Linked DNA regions of Mus musculus: region 2 is linked to region 1. The links are chromatin loops, found by intact Hi-C in ENCODE. Cell type or tissue: heart. All regions are shown on one strand. Links, peaks and the distances in the headings refer to the core of each region. The heading gives the core; the rest is flanking DNA.

Region 1 (9,767 bases), core at 1,002-9,001:
CCCTCCCCCATCTCCAACATGGCAGGAGTACCCCCCACCCCAGCAGATGTGTGGTTGTGACAGGTCCTGGGCGTGGCAACCCTAAAGTGGAACAGGAAGGCAGAGCTCATAAGAAAAATGGTTTCTTCTCTCTTCTACACAGGCAGCCAGAGACAGACTCTGCCAGGATCATGCTCTGCTACCATAGAGACTTGGTCTAGGTCAGAAGTAACAGAGAAAAAGCCAGAAGAAGCAAGAGAACCCAGATCAACCAATTCTTAGAACCAGATGGTCCCGGAGGAGCCTGCGAGCTTCCTCTGTAGCATTTCAGGCTGAATCCACTGTTATTCGAAATTGATACAGAAGAGAACGTAAGGGGGCACTGAGGACCAGTTAGTTCTGTCTGCTGTGGACAGCAACACTGCCAGGTACCACATACCTTTGAATCTCTCTGTCTCAAGCAAGGTCCCTTCACAGCCCTAACGTTTAATCCATTTTATTTGCTGGCCTCAGGGACTCAGCGAGATCATCTTGGCTCTCAGGGGAAATAATGGCAGGGAAGGCGCAAATATTAGTCTGTGGAGGAAAAGCCTCTGCTGCGAAACGGAGCATGAACCTCAGAGCGCTGCATTCTGGTCTGCATTTCTCCGGTGAGAACTTGTTTTCAGCCATCACCCCTCTCTGGGGCCTCAGTTTCCATCAGACAAAAATGAAGGGGGCTGGCCTAGAGGTCCTCTGAAGCCCTTGCCTGCTCTGATACATTCAGTAGTTCGACAAACGCACTCTACCTTCCCAGTCTCCGGACAGCTGCAAGCAGGAAGGCCACTGTGGAACCCATGGGAACTGCTACCTGTAGGGTCTACTTCCTGTCCCCACTCCACGAACCCATGGGAACAGCGATTCTCTGGAGAAACGAGATTCTTATACAAACCCTCTGCTTCCACAGACGATGCGAAGGACCAGGTAGGTGTGCAAAGCACTTCGCCACTGTAAGGAACAAGGCCTCCTTCACGCCCAGGTTGCCTTTTATACAGCAACAAAAGGCATCCTGGATGCCATTTTCCGAATAAGAGCTGGCTGTAGACAAGGTACAATTAGCAAGCTAGATGGTTATCTTTTAAATAGGCCTTTGCTTTTCCATCCCCGGGTTCCATTATCTGTCATCTGTCACCGGAGCTAACACACACAAAGCTGCCCGAGAGACGCTGGAACAGGAACAGAGTCCTTAGTCAGGGCTTCGGCTGGACTCTAGACCTTTCCGACACATACTTCCAAACTCACAGAATCCTGGGGCATCAGAATCGGAAAAGCCGCAACAAAATCTATATTTCACACACCCCCTCCCCTCCAAAAACCACAAAAAGGAAGTAAATGATACCAGCAACCCCACATGTGAGAAGCCTTCTTGACCGACAGACTGAGGCCAGGTCTGGGATTGGTAGTAAAACCTGATTAGCATTGTCTGCCCTGGCCACAGGTGGGTGGGCACCACAATGATAGACATTTTCGTCTTTCTGAATCTACAGGCAGCTCACAAGTGAGGACGACAAGGGCCAGAGAGGTTAAATCACTTCCATGAGGTCACAATGGGCTTAGGGCAGGAGAGAACCAGTCAGACCTCTCTCTGTACTCATCCTTGGCAGACAGCAGGCCCAAGAGGAGGAGGAGGCAGGAGCAGATTTGCTCTGCTAAGTCAAGAACCCTTCCCCGGGTGGCATCAGATTTCATCTGGCCAAGCTGACAGAGAAGTGATTAGCAGTCTAAAGGATACCAACTCCACCTTGGAAAGGTAAGGAAACCACTCCAGACCACATTGCCATGGTACTTAACTTGCTGACGGGTAAGTCTTCTACTACCAGGAAGACTGAAACCGGGGGGTGGGGGTAGGGAAGGGTTATCGATTTCCAGATGTTCTAAGAACCAAGTTTAGCTCTGACTCCATGAGAAAAAGACCTGATACTTAAAAGTCATAGACACTGGAATTCCATGATCCCACCTTTCTCTACCAAACAGATGCCATGACCCAGAGAAGCCAGTTCTCTTCCTGGCTCAGAAGTGGGAGGAGCTGCACTTGGGATTCCTACTGTGGTATTGAGAACCAGCTCCCAGGCTCTGCAAGATGAAAACCAATCCTAGAGTTAAACCAAGATGTCAGGCCGGCTAGGGAGTGGGAAAGAGAAGGAAGCCCAAGTTTAAACAAAAATGGCCTCGAGGCCGGCTTTCTTTCCTTACTCAATCTTGCGACTTTCAGAAGAGCCAGCTATGTGACCAGCGAGACTCCGAGCACATGACGTTCACTTTATGAATCAAATGTCCCGCCTGGTGGCTCCAACAGGACCAGGATGAGGCACCACAGGGCAAGGCATCAGAGGACTACACAAACCCAGGTGTGCCATCTCACAGAAAAGCCACTAGAAAGTCTCACGGTAACAAAGAGCCAACAGGTGCTGATCTAGAGAAAGGTCTCCTGTAGCCAAGGTTGGCCTTGAACTCCAATTCTCTTCCTGTCACTTCCTGAGTACTGGAATTACTGACGCGCGCCACAGGCTGGTTGATGTGGCGCTGAGGACTGGCCACAGGCAAGCACTCAATCAACTCAGCTACCTTCCAGACCAGCACTTATTTCTACCAGGAAGATCACGGAGATGACTCGACAGTGCCAGAGTGCTGACTGGTTCATCGGTGTCCCAACAACTCTGGGTGCTGAAGACGGTTTCCCAGCTAGCCCCTGACAGAGAGGGGTGGGAGAAGCCGGCTTCTTTCCTGGAGGCCAGCTGACATTCAGGAGAGGGATTGGAGGGTTCTGCATCTGCAGGAGAGTGGAACACAAAGGGGCTGTGTGGAAATTTGGCAGACTGTACCAGACAGGCAGCCCATGAATGCTGAATCCTGCTGCACCTACCAGGGCCCATCCTTGGGAAATATTTCCCTTCTGTGACCCCCAAGAAGCAATGATAAGTGCACGAAAGCCCTCCATACTCTTAACTATTTCTTCCTCCTCTCTGTGCCATCCCAGAGAGACAGACAAAAAACCAGAGCATGTAAACCAGCCCTCTCAATGAGTCCAGGTAGCAATTCCAAGAGGTACTCAGTTGCTGTTCCTCCTTTCTCTCTCTCTCTCTCTCTCTCTCTCTCTCTCTCTCTCTCTCTCTCTCTCTCTCTCTCTCTCTCTCTTTCTCTCTCTCTCTCTCTCTCTCTGCTCAAAAGGTGGCCATACTGCATCAATAGCCTTTTGTACAGTCAGTAATTCACCGTGAAAGCTAAGGCCAAACTGACAGTTAACCTTGACCTTCTTGTTACACATCTGGCTCTATAGAAAATGAAAATTAGGATGTCTCTGGCCTTCACAGCAGAACTCTCTCCACGCAGAGGCAGAATGTCAAGGGCTATTTTAGAACTGCTCACAGCTATTCTGTGGGAGAGTCTGACCTGGCTGGACACACCCCCCTCGGCCAGGGCTGTGTTCAGCAGAGCATCCCAAGATAGGACTGTTATAAGCGACCTCAGGAAAGGAAAAAGAAGTGGCCCTGCCCCACTGGCACATTGGCAGCATCACAGAATGTTGGCATCAAATCATACACACGGAGCAAGCAAGGCTCAGAGTGGGAGATCAGACTCATCAATGCACAGCAAGTCAACAGCTGAGCTTAGAACACGAGTCTGGCCTGCCGACACTGGTGCCCCACAGGGCAGTAACAGAGGAAAGAGGTTTCCCACAGAAAAACCCCACTCAGACAAAGAGTTTAAGGGAGAGAGCTCTAGACCAGCTTTCAGAATTGGAAGCAGGGATTTAGAAATGGGGTTTCCTAACTTTCCCAATAGTAAGATCTACCAGATAGACAGATCACCCGGGCCTTGAGGATGATTTACAAGTTACCAGAGTGACACGCCAAGTTCAAATTGATCCGCTCTGTAGACCAAGACTCTCCCATGCCCAAGAAGCCAGAAAGCCCTAACACTGGAAAGGTGGGGAGTGTGGGGGGCGGTAAAGCATCAATCTCAAGAAGCCAGCCTCTTCCCTCAAGGCCAGCCAGCAGTCAGTCAAGGCTGACCCTGGCGCACATCTACCCACTTCCCACAGGACCAAGAAAATCCCGTAAGCAACTCTTAAATGTCCCACTGGAGGAATAATTCAAGTGTAGCGTGCCCACGCTTGCCAGGAGCTGGGGTAGGGAAGCTGGGATGGCTGGAGGAAAGTGACAGAGTTCATCTAAGCCAGGAGACTGCTACTCCAAGTGCACGCACTCGTGGACACACACACACATGCACGTACACAATGCACACACACATACATACATACAACTTTAAAGAGGCAGACCATCTCAATTTTGTCTACAAGAAACATCTCTCATTAGTACAAAGAAGGAAGGCTGGAGGTGTTCTGTCCTGGGGGTGTTTGACACCTGTGGCTCTGAGACATTTGGAGAGTCCTCCACCAGAGCTGCTAGACTCATGTCAAAGGTGGCAAGTTCAATGGGGCCTGGGCTCAGTATTCTCGAGAGAGGCACAGAATTTGACTAGGATAAAGACTGGGTGATGTGGGAGGTGGGGAGAGAGATGGATCACTTGTTTAGAAGCAGTGGCTGGTCTTCCAGGTTAGATTCCCAGCAACCACACTGTGATTCAGAGCCATCTGTAACCCCAGTTTTGGGGGAGCCTGTGCCCTCTTCTGACCTCAATGAGCACCATGCACCTGTGTGGTGCAGACAGACATACATGTAGGTAAGGTACACATACACAGGAAGGAAGGAAGGAAGGAAGGAGGGAAAAGGGGAGGGAAGGAGAAGAAGAGAAGAGAAGAGAAGAGAAGAGAAGAGAAGAGAAGAGAAGAGAAGAGAAGAGAAGAGAAGAGAAGAGAAGAGAAGAGAAGAGAAGAGAAGAGAAGAGAAGAGAAGAGAAGAGAAGAGAGAAGAGAAAGCTCGCTCCAGATGGGAGACCTACGAGTGCCTGTGCAGACAGCAAACCAGGAAGGATCTGGTCTGACTTGAAACATTAGAATCAGCAGGCGAGAGTGGAGGCTAGGGGCAGAGACTATCTGAAGAACACCGACAAGAAGGACCAGAATCTCCACTCTTACCTCAGAACAAACAATCCAGGGTGGCACGAAGATGCAGGTAGGATCCTCCGAAAAAGAGAGAGCTGAAGAGGCCGGGAATTATAGACGGCAATAAGAGGAAAGGGGTAAACTAAGGAAAGGGCCTGGGGTTGAACACTGTTTTAGGCTGGAGCAAGAGCCTGGATAAATCTTTGACCTTCCCTAAGCCTCGATGTTGCCATCCCCAAAATGGGATGCCTCAGAGCAGACACGAAGGATAGGTAGAACAAGGAACTGCAGGGTGGGAGCGAAGTGGGAGAAAGAGTACTCCCAACTCTCGGCCGCAGACTACTCACCTGAACCGCCGCGGGGGCCACCGCCGCCCCCAATCCCCCAGGGCTGCCGTCGGGCTGCCGCTCGCGGTACAGAGCCCAAAGCCCCACGTTGGGCAGCAGGACCAGGGCCGCCAGAGCCAGAGCCACCGCCTGCAAGAGCCGCTTCTCTTTGCGCCTCATCGGGGCCGGTCCGCCCCGCCGCGCCCGCCCCCGGCTTTGCGCGTCCGCCCGTCCACCCGGCGGCGGCAGCAGTTCGGCCAGCAGTAGCGGCCGCGACGCCGGCCCCGCTCCAACTCCGCGGCACTTCCGCTGCTCGCCGGCGGGGGAGCCGGGCGCCTCCACCGTGTCACCGCCGTGGGGGTGCGCTCCAACCCCATCATCCCTCGGCATCTCATTCCACGTCCTGCACCTCGCCTTCCGCCAACAGATGCACGGTTGAGTCCTATTCGCCTCCATCCTTCAATTCTTCATCTACTCATAGAGCATCTCCGTCCTCCAGGATGCAAGAGGGCCCCGGCTCCTGATTGCTACACCCCCCGTGGGCTCCAATGGTGCGTCCTGCTTCTCCACTGCTCCCCGCCCGCTGCAGCTTTGCCAAAGTCCCGGAGTTAGGGAGTTGGGCGCTCGCAGGGGCCGCGGAGCACGCGATCGGGAACACCCCGGGGAATTCGCGTGGCTCTCTGCAAGTTCTCAGCCAGCGAGAGCCCCGGGACTGTGCGGACATGCTACAACCGACTGCGCTGGGATGCTGCAGTCCACTCTTTTCCCGGTTCTGCCCCGGGACGTGCCAACCAGACCTGCCTTTGACCTGGGGACTCCCCACAACCTGTATGCAGAGGGCACCTTGCGCATCGCTCAGTGGGCGGCTGGGTTTCCATCCCCCTCTCCAACCTGTGGAGTGCTGGATGTTCCGTCACTAGTCTGGGTTCTTTGCAAAACCATCGAGGAGATGACCGGAGCCTCTTTGCGAGAGCTATTCTTACGCACATGCAAGCCAGTGGACTTGGACTTGGACTGCTTCTGGACACAGTGCCCCAGAGCACGTTCCCGAAACCTCGTGTCCTTTCCTCTTTCGAATTCAAACCACCAGCGAGCGCCCACAGTGGGTCCGATACTGGGCCAGGAGTGAGGAGCAAGGAAAAGCAGAACTCTCACTGGAGCCTGGGCGGAGGGGTGGGGTGGGGTGGGGTGCGCAGAACTGAAAGCTCGGCTGTGCATAGCAGAACTAGGGAGCCTTGACTTGTCCAAAAATATCTGGCTTCTGAGCTGCTGACTTGGGCTCACATGAAGCCTGTGGGAGCCTCCTCTGCTGCGCGCCTGTCTTTTAACAGCTTGCTCCTGGATGCCCAATGGCAGCCCCCTCCTCCCCCTCCTCTCTTGCTTCCTCTTTACTAGCCTTCCTGCCAGCGCGCGCATTGACTCTATCCTCTGCTTCTGCAGCGAAGCCACTGAGCCCTGTGGCTACCACTATCCCGGGACTAGTGCCCTAAATTCTAACCTTGCAGGTCTAACACCAGACTGAGCAGTGATTTTTTTTTTTAAATCTCATCTTAGGTCACTCACATCATTGCAGTTAAAGTCACAGTCCCTGGGTTGTATTTCCCTAAGGTCAAATATTTCCTTCCCCCTCTGCCTGGCCTTTCTTTCTTTGGTTCTGCTGCTAGCTTTGTATGTTCCCCCAAGTGGTGTTGACCATACAAATTCTTGCACCTAAAAAACAAACAAACAAACAAAACCCCCAAACCTCTTTGTCTATGTCAGGGTACACCTCTATGTCTAAGGAAATCACCACCTCTTCCTTCAAGTCTCCCCAAACCCATCCCCCTTGCTGTTCATCAGAACATGGCGGGCACTCCCACATCGGGACCTTTGTCTTATCACCCATACCTAGATGCACCCTCTGACCATCCTTCTGTTTATAAATCTGACCCTTACATCTTTAAAAAATAATAATCTTATAGGAACTGAGAGATACCTCCATGGTTAAAAGTACTTGCTGCTCTTCCTTCCAGAGAACATGGGTTCAGTTCCCCAGACCCATATTTGTCTCCTGGCACCCACAGGAGACAGCTCACAACTGCCTATAATTTAGATCCAGGGCATCTGTTATTCTCTTCTGGCCTGTGTGGGCATCTGCACACTTACGGTGCACAGGTGTACATTTAATTACATACACATATATAATAAATGTTTTTTAAAATAATTTATAGTGTGCTGTAATACACATAACAATTTTACCATTTTTAACCATTAAAAATTATTTTTTATTACAGTGTGTGTGTGTGTGTTTTCCCACCCAAAAGGATGAGGGATGCTTCTAAGACTCAGGAAGTAAACTAGTCTCACAAGACTCAAGAAACTTAAAAAGTTAAAAGATGGGCTGGAGAGATGGCTCAGTGGTTAAGAGCACTGACTGCTCTTCTGAAGGTCCTGAGTTCAAATCCCAGCAACCACATGGTGGCTCACAACTATCCATATTGAGACCTGACGCCCCCTCCTGGTGTGTCTGAAGATAGCTATGGTGTACTTACATATAATAAATAAATAAATAAATCTTTTTTTTTAAGTCAACTTTCTTCCCCAAAGTTATGTAAACTGAAACAATCCTGAGAAGAACAGACCCTCAGGATCAGCCATGCTGTCTTTCTTCAGGGTGTCCAGGGAGCTCCAGGGTGCATGAGCTATCATCCATACTGGTATGGGCTTTTTTTGTGATGCCCCTGAAAATAGCCCAAATAACCAGTCAGCTGGCCTTCCTGAAGTAGACTTAGATGACATCATTTCTTTGGTATGTGGTCAGTGTCCTATCTGTGACAGACATTTACTCACATCTCCCCAGGAGAAGTCACACATGCATACCCTATGTTTGTTTATCCAGTTAGCTGTTGATGGACATTTGGGCTATCCCCATCAATCCCCAGTTATGAGTAATGCTGGGTCCTGTCTGTGTCCGGTGCTGTCATGAGTTTGCAGCGTTGGTGTAGTTACATGGCACTGCTTCTCCACCCTTGAGCATGGTGAAGGTAGCAGTATCTATCATGACACTGTTGTAAACACTGTGGCTTCCCTTACCTTAGAATAACTCATGAGAGGACTGCGGAGATGGCTCAGTCAACAAAGCACTCGGCTCACAAGCCTGAGGACCTGAGGACCAAGCCACAGAACTGATTAAAAAACTAGGATTACAGAAGTGCATGCCTGTAATCCCCAGTGGTGGTGAGGGGGGATGGACAGAGGAGGAGCCTTAGAAACTCTCTGGTCAGCTAAAGCAAAGAAAGAAGGGGGAAGGTGTCTGTGTAATGAAACATCAAACTTGTCCCCAGACCTCCACATGCATGTGCGTGCACACACACCAATAACCCAAGAGACTTCTTAGCTCAAAGCATTTGGGGTTGGCACATTGGTGGGAGATTGTCTTGGTTATTTTTTTAATATTTTTATTAGGTATTTTCCTCATTTACATTTTCAATGCTATCCCAAAAGTCCCCCATACCCTCCCCCCCTACTCCCCTACCCACCCACTCCCACTTTTTGGCCCTGGAATTCCCCTGTACTGGGGCATATAAAGTTTGCAAGTCCAATGGGCCTCTCTTTCCAGTGATGGCCGACTAGGCTCTCTTTTGACACATATGCAGCTAGAGACAAGAGCTCCGGGGTACTGGTTAGTTCATAATGTTGTTCCACCTATAGGGTTGCAGATCCCTTTAGCTCCTTGGGTACCTTCTCTAGCTCCTCCATTGGGGGCCCTGTAATCCATCCAATAGCTGACTGTGAGCATCCACTTCTGTGTTTGCCAGGCCCCAGCATAGTCCCACAAGAGAGAGCTCTATCTGGGTCCTTTAAGCAAAATCTTGCTAGTGTGTGCAATGGTGTCAGCGTTTGGAAGCTGATTATGGGATGGATCTCCGGGTATGGCAGTCTCTAGATGGTCCATCCTTTCGTCACAGCTACAAACTTTGTCTCTGTAACTCCTTCCATGGCTGTTTTGTTCCCAATTCTAAGAAGGGGCAAAGTGTCCACACTTTGGTCTTCGTTCTTCTTGAGTTTCATGCGTTTAGGAAATTGTATCTTATATCTTGGGTATCCTAAGTTTCTGGGCTAATATCCACTTATCAGTGAGTACATATTGTGTGAGTTCCTTTGTGATTGGGTTATCTCACTCAGGATGATGCCCTCCTGGTCCATCCATTTGCCTAGGAATTTCATAAATTCATTCTTTTTAATAGCTGAGTAGTACTCCATTGTGTAAATGTACCACATTTTCTGTATCCATTCCTCTGTTGAGGGGCATCTGGGTTTTTTCCAGCTTCTGGCTATTATAAGTAAGGCTGCTATGAACATAGTGGAGCATGTGTCCTTCTTACCAGTTGGGGCATCTTCTGGATATATGCCCAGGAGAGGTATTGCGGGATCCTCTG
Region 2 (9,767 bases), core at 1,102-9,101, 71 kb before region 1:
TCCTATAAGGATATTCTAATAATTCAGGCACAACTGTCTGGCCAGCTGTGTCTTTGCAGATGTTTCCTTTCTTAATTTAAAGGAGGACCCTTCTAGCTTCACTTAGCATTCCTGGCACACAGAGCGCCATGTGTCAGGGCTGGGGATGCTGTGGGCATCAGCTCAGTTATTACACCTGCTCTCTTTAGAGCTTTGTGGTGAGTTGGTTCTGTCATGAATAATTTAGAAGGGACACCTTTAACCCAGATCACCACACACCATTTCAATCCCTCTTGCTACTGTATCCACTTTCCACTCAAGCAAAGCAACATTATAGCCATCTTCTCCCTCCACACCCTTGGAACAAGCTGACTGTGTGAGGTCATCAGAGGCTCAGGAATGGTGGAATTCAGTGGCGACCCCACAGCCTTTGGGGGAGGGGGGTTGCAGCTGCTCTCCCGACCTTTGCCTGGACTCTGCAGAGAAAAAACCTCTACAGTCTCTGTATAGATATTCGTGTAGGCCCTTCCCCCATCTGCCAGCCATACATGAATGGCGACAAAGCCCTATTAGCAAAAGGAATCAGTAGTTGGTGAAGAACTGCCTCTGCCTTCCAGTTCTGGGTTCGAGTCTCAAGTTGGCCTTACTCTCACCCTGCGTGATGACTGGCAGGTGGCAGCATCTCTCTGGGGTACAGATTTCCTCTTATTCAGCCAGCCATAAAGGCCTGATCAGGTTGAAGAGGGTGGAACTTGCTTTGAGATCAATCCCTGTCGTTTTGAAACATTGCTCCTTCCTTTGGGATGGGACTTGCTAGGATGGAGACACAGTCACGTGCTGATATGTAGGTGGCAGGGCGAATGTGAAGTCAGTGGATCTGGTGCTGACAGCTGAGGTCAGATGGGTGAAAGGTAGGTACGGTTATTAGGAAAGACGGTGGCAGGCAGGAAGTGAACAAGGGGTCCAGACACCTCTAACACATTCAGCACATGCGCATACACCCATGGCACACTTACACGATGCCCACACTCGGCCGCGCCCTCCATACCTACGCGCTGTGCGTCCCTCCTGATAGCCTCCTTGTTATGCCAGTCCTTCAGCCTTTGTTCAGCTCCCAAGAAAAATGTCTTTTTTTGTCGACTGTGTAATTCCTTCAGAAATAAAAGAAGAAAATTAAGACAAAGAAGAAACTATGAAAAAGAAGAAAAAGGGAATATTGGCAATAACAATGGTCCAGAGGCTACACTGCTTAAGGAGAACACTATTGCCTGTCCAGCCCTCAGCATCTTCCTGAGTGCCAGCCATGTGCCTGCTAGATGGGCTGAGGCCAGGGGGGACACAGAAGCTCAGTACAACCCCTTGGAAACTCACCACCCAGGAGAGGAAGGAAAGACGGGCACACTCATCCACAGGACAAAGTGCCCAGTGTGTTGCTGCCCAACGGGAAGGTACTGAGACAGCCCTGGTAGGCAAAGCAAGCTGCTTTCCACATTGAAGAAAGAAAACGAGGCGTGGCGGTAAGCCCCTGTAATCCAAACACTCGGGAGGTAGAGGCAGGAAGACCACCAGCTCTAGGCCAACATAGCCTACACAGTGAGACAATGTCACAGGCCAAAAGAAAATAAAAATAAGCAGAGGCTAAGGGGTGTAGTTCAATGGTGGAGTGCTTGCTTAGCGTTCATGAGGCCCTGGGTTCGGTCCTCAGCACTCCAAAGGAACAATCAAGAAATACATGATGTTAGTTTGAGTAACGTATTTATTTTTTAAGGATGTATTTAATTTTGATGTGTGTGTGTGTGTGTGTAGGGATATTGCTGTAGAGGCCAGAAGAGGGCATTGGAGCCCCTGCAGCTGGAGTTACCAGCAGTTGGGAGCTGCCAGTCACAGGTGCTAGTCCTGAAGGTAGGTCCTCTATAAGACCAGGGCACCCTCTTAACCACTAAGCCATCTCTGGAGCCCCGATACATTTCATTGAACCTAACCCACCTTCTTCGAAAACATTAGCATTTCGACATGCAGTCCATATAACACATAATTGTGGCATTTTACTCTCTTTTTGGACTAAGACTTTGACCTCCTCCTGGCTTCATGCCAATTCAAACCCCTTTCCTTGTGCTCTGGAACCGCAGGTGGCTGACTGCCGGCTACAACCAGGGCAGAGCCTCGGAAATGAGTGTCAGGTGCTGGGATGACACACTCCTGCTTGCCCAGAGTCCTGGGGACTCAAAACCAGCTTGTTTTTGACCCACTGAGCTCCAGGCACACAACCCTTAAGTAACATTGATCATGTAATATTACATAAAGAAGCACCCCAAGACTTCAACCCAGAGGTACTCCGTAACACTGCACACCCAGGGGTGTGTGTCTCTGAAAGCTGAGATCATTTTCTTTGTTTGCAATCATCTTCTGACACTTTTCCTTCCCCCCCAGCTTCAGGAACGTTCCCTTGCCACAGGCAATGAAGACAAAGAGAAGGAACACCTTGAGGATGTGAGCTAGCTGGAAAACCTGGCAAATGGACTGGAAATCCCTTCAGACAGCAAACTGTAAACGCATGTTGATGTGTTCAGACTGACTGTGTCTGGGACCCACGTGCTCTTAGTCAGCATTCCAAAGGAATCCATCATGGCCTCAACAGCCGCTCACTCACTCACTCACTCATCCAAATGGAATTTTAATCTTTGCTTAATCACCGTTTTGTGTGTCTGGCACCCTTAGAGGAGAGGAGAGAATGGCGAAACAAAGCCATCCCCATTCTGCTGGAGAAGAAAGACTGGTCAGAGCACACACTCCGTCCTGAGACTGCAGACTTGGCTGGGCCCGTCAGCAACAGTGTTTGAACCTCTGGCCCGGAAGAAAATGGAAAGGGTTGTGGGCTTCAGCCCGGACTCGGGCTGCATTAGGGAGATGTTAGGGTGATTCTCTAGGCTTTCCAGAGGAGCTGGAGTGATTCTGCTTCCGGATCACATGCACTCTTCGATGCCAAACATTAAGTAATTCTTCTAATATCCTTTGTGTGTGTGTGTGTGCAATAAAACCCAAGAATAAAATAACATAGACGGACAGCAGACAGACAGACAGACAGACAGACAGACACACACACACACACACGCGCACACACACACACACACACACACACACACACACACACACACACACACGCGGTCAGGGTGGACCAGGTAGAACTCATTTAGCCAGATGAATAAAGTTGTTTTACATAAGGTGTGGTGGTGTGACGAGAGAATGACCCGCACAGGCTCACAAGTTTGAATGCTTGGTCACCATTGAGTGAAGCCATCTTGGAGGTGTGGACTAGTGGAGCCATGTTGGAGGAGGTGTGTCACTGGTGGCGGGCTTTGAGGTTTCAAAACTCCATGCCAGGTGCAGTGTCTCTCTGCCTACTGCCTGCAGATCAGGATGCAAAGCGCTCAGCTACTGCGTTGCTCCATTGCCACCGCTGTCTGTCTGCCACCATGGTGATCATGGGCTCACCACCTTCTTATACTGTAAGCAAGCCCTCAATTAAATGCTCTTTTATAAGAGTCGTCTTGGCCATGGTGTCTCTTCACAGCAATAGAAGGGAAGCTGGACAATTGTAGGTTGAAATTCTCCATGAATTTTTAGACCAAACATGGAGTAATTTTCATTCATCCATGTAACAAGGGATTACTGAAGACCTACGGTGTCCAAGGAATTCTGGGAGAGGCAAAGTGTGAGGGGTAACCTCAGCGTTAACTTGATTGGACTTAGCATCACCCAGGAGACACACCTTTGAGAGTGTCTGAGAGGGCATTAACTGAGAGAGCAAAGCCCACCCTGAGTGTGGATGGTACCATTCCTGTGGTCCAGGGTCCCAGTCCTGACAAAAAGGAGAATGAACGGAGTACTGTCTCTCTCTGCTTCCTGACTGTGGACCCAATGTGACAATGTCTCATACTCAGTTCCTGCCCACCATGCCACCCCTGACATGAAGGTATGTAGCCTTCTTAAACCACTAACTAATATGAACCCTTCCTGCGGCTGGAGAGATGGCTTAGGGGCTGAGAGCATTGGCTGCCTTTCAAAAGGACTTGGGTTTTATTGCCAGAACCTACACAGTAGCTCACAAGTATCTGCAATTCTAGTTCCAGGGGATTGGATGTTCTCTTCTGGATGCCACAGGCACTAGGGAAGTACAAGGTACACTGACTACATGCAGACGAACGCCCACACACATCAAGAAACAAAAACAAACCATCTTCCTTCCGTAAGTTGCTTTTGATGATGTTGTCATAGCAATGAGAAAAGTAGTTAATACATATAGTTAAATAAGACAGTCCGGGGGCTGGTGAGATGGCTCAACAGATAAGAGCACCCGACTGTTCTTCTGAAGGTCCTGAGTTCAATTCCCAGCAACCACATGGTGGCTCACAACCATCCCTAACAAGATCTGGCGCCCTCTTCTGGAGTATCTGAAGACAGCTACAGTGTACTTACATATAATAAATAAATAAATCTTTAAAAAAAAAAATAAGACAGTCCGAGGGTTTAATAAATAGGATAAGAAAAGACACACATCACTCTAGTGTATTACCTTAAAGGTGGTACAGATAAAATCTCTAGTTATTTAGAAGAGGTTCCCGCCGGGATGACTGGGTAAGGATGCCTACAGAAGAGTCTTGGGGAGGGAGGTGGAAGAATGGGGAAGGGCTTGCTTGGGAGCAATGCAGAGGGGACTCCAGCTGGAGGGGATGTAAGTGGAGACTATAAGTGAGAGACAAGGGCAAAGGCCAGACCTGGCAGGAATAAATAAGGTTCAGAGGGTAGACATGAGCCACACAATAGGAGGAAGTCTGGACCAGTGCTGCTTGGCAGGTGGGAGCCACACGTCTCTCTGAGTGAGAAGTGAGACACAGCAGAGCTCAGGAATAAGTACTGAAGCCCACATGCTTTTGATCAGCCTCCTCCTCCTCCTCCTTCTCCCCCTCTTTTTCCTCCTCCTCCTCCTCCTTCTCCTCTTCCTCCTCCCCCTCCTCCTCCTCTTGCTCCCCCTCCTCCCCCTCCAAGGTAAGTGGGAATGGAGTCCACTTCATTTTCCTCTAGAGGAAGTGTCTCCTATTCAAAACTGAGGACCACTCTTATTTTAGCCCTCACCAAAAAAAAAAAAAAAAAAAAAAAAAAAGGCTCGAGTGTGGTTAACTATGTCAGCCTCAACCTGACGTTTTGAGAAAATGTATATGGGGGGAATTCGTTTGTTTGTTTTTAACTTTAACCAGAACTAAATGGTTTGCGAACACACCTGAATCTAACCAGTACCATGCCCTGGAGAGTCTCAGAATCGAGTGCCAGGTGGGAACTGAGAAGCCAGCTTGGGCATGCTGCCCCAGGGCTCTCCATTTCAGGGTTCTTTGGACACTCATCTAAGGGCTGCCTGTCTCCCCAAACTGTGACCCCCAGAAAAGCAGGTCTCATTCTCACTGACTACTGAATGCACAGATCTGCCTCTACTTTTTTTTTCCTGGATGGAAGGAAGGTCACACAGGGATTAGACAGGCCTAGCACAGTCACAAGGACATAATACCATAAAGGGCTTAACTTTATCCTCTGATCAAATGGCTCCAGGTCAGTTTAATTGGGCTGCAAAATTCTAAAGAGAGAGGGCTCGCCTGACCCTAAAGTGATTTCTGAAAGATGCCCAGGCTTTGAACTCTCACACCCGCCGTAACCATTGCCAGTCAGTGTCCTGTCTGTATTCCTAGCCCTGAGGCCGGGCTGAGAGGCTCTGCCTGACTCTCCTCTGGGGCTTCTTTCATTTTCATGGAAGTAGCAGACAGTTTAGCTCACAAGTACCCCCCCCCCCCACCTCACACACACACACACACATCCAGTCACACACCCTCCAGGCTTTTCAGTGAGAGAAAAACTCTTATCTTGCTTGATTCGTTCCAATCTGGTTTTAACTGAGACGAGCATCTTCTGCTGAGAAGCCTTTGTTGAGGTGGCAGGGAGTCTGACAGGGACCTGGAAGACCCAGCTCTGTCACACCCTCTTTCCACATTGATGAGGAGGGTCCACAGATAGGGTCCTGTGTCTGTCAAGGTCTCTACAATTTGGCCAGAGCATTCGTAGAAAAATGTCCAGTTTGGAAAATGCTGAGGGGGCACCAACAGAAACGCGTCTGGAACTAGTGAGTTTAAAGTGTCACAGGAGTCGGGGATGGTGTGAAAAAGTTAATTTAACTTCTAAAAACTGGCAAGGAAACTTTGGGAACTGAACTATCATTTACAACAGTGCCAACATACCAAACACTTAACAAACTGAACAAAATAGCCAAGACGCACACTGACAACTACAAGTGGGTGCCCGAGGAGGACAAATGATAGGCAAACCAGGCATTTGGAAAGATTTGATGCCAAGAGGTCAATTCATTCTCCCAGAGGTGGGAGGTGGAGGCAGGAGGATCATGAGCTCCAGAGCAGCCTGGGATGCATAGTGAGACCCTGCCTCAAAGCCAAAATGATGCTGGTCCTTAAAGGATTGGTCTATAGACACAACGCAATCTTGGCAGAAACATGAAGGACTTAGGTAGTAGTTAAACAATGACACTCACAGACAGGAAAAAGCTGAAGGACACATAGACACCTTTCAAAGCTTGGTCCATGGACAGGAGAATGTGGTCCTTGAGTGAGGACAAATGACTAATGAGATCATGTTTAGAACAAACACATGAACACTCCCCCACCCCCAGAGTGCACACATCCATCCATGTACATATGCAAACACACATGCTTGATCATACAAGTACACATATGTAGACACACACACATGCATATATATACAAACTTATTGAACAAATTCTAAACAAAAAGGCTAAGGGAGTTGAATGGGACAACTTTTCAACAAAGGGTGCGGAAGGATTACATCCAACACATTCCTCCAGCATGGTGCTGCTCCCTGCAATCCCAGCACGGAGGCTGAGGCAGGAGGACGGTGAGTGCAGGAGAATTGAATGTAGGCTAGCTCGGGCTACAGGAAGAATGGATCACAGACAGACAGACAGACTAGAAAAGCTCAACCCTAACTCTCAATGCACACAGAGGGAGGCTGGGTCACGGAAGCACACAGAAGAAAGAAGTAGGTGGGAGTCACACCCTAGTGACTTGGGATTATTTAGGCAAATCTTTCTTCCTTCCTTTCTGTTTTCATATGAGTTTATGTGAGTCCACATGTGTGTGGGCACATGGAGATGGGTGTGCAAGCAGGTGGAGGTCCAAGGATGGTGTTGGGAATCATCCCTCATAGCTCTCCCCCCTTCTTCACTGAAGCAGGGCCTCTCAATCAAACCCAGAGCTCACTGGCCAGTCTCAGGAGCCAACTTGCTCTGGGGATCTTCTATCTCTACCTTCCCAGGCTGGAATCACAGACGGGTGGCCACAGGCACCTGACAAGACTCCAGTCCTCACGCTGGGGAAAGGGGGTAGGGCACTAGGGGGGGAGAAGTGCTCTAACCACTGGGCAATCTCCCCAGCACATAGGAAAGAAACTTCTTTCTTTTTCTTTTTGTAATTCTTCTCTTCTTTCTCCTCCTCCTCCTCCCCCCTCCTCCTCCTCCTCTTCTTCTTTTTCTTTTTGAGACAGGGTCTCCCTATTATATAGCTGTCCTGGAACTTGCTATGTAACTGACCTTGAATTCACAGACATCTGTCAGCCTCTGCCTCCTGAGTGCTGGGATTAGATGTGTGCTACTATGGTCTATGTAAAGGCTTCGTAAATAAGACAGCATCCATTTTGCTGAGTTGGATGGAATCCATTACAACTATACCTTTTGCTCTTCAAGGCACAGCTGTGGACTAGAATATATCTGCAAAGTGTAGCTGATGAAGGCCTTATATTCAGAGTGCACCAAGATAACTCAGAACCCCGGGTGTTGGTCATTAGGGACTAGGACTCACACCTGCCATACAGCATCACTTACTACTTAGCAAGGTAGTGTAACTGAACACACAGAGAACAAGTGACGGCAGGATGTGAGCGGAGAAACTGTGTGTCTGTTGGGGGAAATGGCAATGGGAACACAGCTACTGGACAAGGCTGGAGGTCTCTCAAAAGGCTAAAACAGAACCATTATCACATGACCCAGCGACTCCTCACCTAAAGGAACGGACAGGAGACACTCAGAGCCATACACTTGTGTTTCACTGCAGCACTGGTCATGACCACCCAAAGACACAACTCAAGCAGTGTCCAATATAAATAAGGCGTGGCCCAGGCACACAGTAGAACACCAGCTCAACCGTAGAAGGGGCAGACGATCAACACAGACAGACCTTGGAAAGATATTAATGCTTAGTGAGATAAGCCAGACACAGAGGGTGTAAGGTTTTAATTCTGTAAGTGCCCAGAAGATAAAGCCAGTAAAAGAAAGAATAGAGGTGTTACTGTGGAGCAGAGAGAGGGGGTGAGTGGTCTTTGGGGAAAGGTGGGGAAACGGTGGCAACAGCTAGCACTGGGAACATATGGAGAGCCCAGAATTACATACTTGCCAAAGGATGGAACTAAAATGTTACACTATCTCCCTTTTCTGCATCCTAGTTTTCAGCACTAGCATACCTGGATGCCAGCATGTACGTTAGCATGGTAAGGGCTCTTTGAAAACCGGGAAAGAGCTCAGCTGGTAAAGTGCTTACCGGGCTGGGGAGGTGGCTCAGCGGTTAAGAGCACTGACTGCTCTTCCAGAAGTTCTGAGTTCAAATCCCAGCAACCACATGGTGGCTTCACAACCATCTGTAATGGGATTGGACACCCTCTTCTGGGGTGTCTGAAGGCAGCTACAGTGTAAAGCGCTTGCCTTGCAAGTGGGGGAGTCCCAAGTTCAATCTCCAGAAGCCACATATAAAAGCCACTGTGCCCTGTGACTCCAGCACTGGAAGGCACAAACAGGTGGATCCCCGGTACTGCCTGGCTGGCCAACCTATATCAGGTTCCCAGCCCGCGAGAACCCCAAGAGCAATACGGACAATGCCTGAGGAATGACACTCAAGGTTGTCCTCTGCCCTCCACACACATGTACACCCCCTCTGTAATACGCGCTCACCTACACACAACCACACTCATGTGCACATGTTAAATAAAGGCTGTCTGAAGTCCCACAGAAAGTTGCCTAACTTTATTTAATACAGTCTCCCCTCTCCCACTCACCCCCAGCCTCCAAGAAGTGATTAATGTATCCAGGGAGGAAACTTGGGGACCTCATTTTTCTGCTAATAATTACGGGGTTCGTGAGAAAGAACCCAGCATGGCTCTTCCGCACACAACTCGCAACTGGGTTTTTGATTCCGCTTTGCTTCTCCAAAGCATTTCGATCCTGAGCGTTGTGGCGCGTGCCTGTCAGTCATCCCAGGAGGACGGTGAGTGTGGGGCCAGCCAGGACTATCCATCGAGTCTTTATCTTAGAAAGGCGAAACACAACAAAAAATACCGCCAGGGAAAAGTCTTTAGACACGAAACAGCTGCACTCAATCTCAGTAACTCGGCAGGGGGGAAGTGAAGTTTATGGTAACAACTTTAGAAGCACCTATATCCATCTCTTTATCCATCCACCCATTGATCCCTCTTCATTCCATTGATCCATCCACACATACGGCTACCTCCTTCTCCCATGCCTTCCCTACCATGGACCACCACCCTCTTAAACTGTGAGCCCCAAATCAAACTTCCCTTAAGTTGCAGTATATCATGTATTCTGTGACAGCAATGGAACAGGCAACTGTCCTAGGCTAGCAGACAGACAGCCAATTCTCAAAGAGATG

The links. Peaks named below come from ENCODE experiments on the same cell type or tissue, not always from the same donor. Only the 100,000 strongest peaks of a DNase experiment are listed, where the experiment ranks them.
Region 2: a loop joins it to region 1, with 3 times the contacts of the local background. A loop is called at or near these places in 8 of 42 quality-filtered maps.

Annotation. Positions count from the first base shown.
Region 1 is chr11:57,641,321-57,651,087 of GRCm38, reverse strand. It overlaps Galnt10 (polypeptide N-acetylgalactosaminyltransferase 10), which reads right to left and starts at 5,646. Exons shown (of 12, transcript NM_134189.2): 1 at 5,371-5,646. The coding sequence starts at 5,529. It overlaps 4933424L21Rik (RIKEN cDNA 4933424L21 gene), which reads left to right and starts at 1,594. Exons shown (of 4, transcript NR_153850.1): 1 at 1,594-1,768; 2 at 1,993-2,366. In heart, for the core only: CTCF peaks have their summits at 5,469, 5,670 and 7,846 (motif pointing left); DNase peaks (open chromatin) are centred at 5,687, 5,947 and 6,537; H3K4me3 peaks cover 3,166 bases; H3K27ac peaks cover 2,125 bases.
Region 2 is chr11:57,712,658-57,722,424 of GRCm38, reverse strand. Galnt10 (polypeptide N-acetylgalactosaminyltransferase 10) reads right to left here. Exons shown (of 12, transcript NM_134189.2): 2 at 1,028-1,130. Among named protein-coding and RNA genes, the nearest start is that of Gm46282, 11 kb to the right of the region's middle. In heart, for the core only: a CTCF peak has its summit at 4,418 (motif pointing left); no DNase peak of the experiment used is centred there.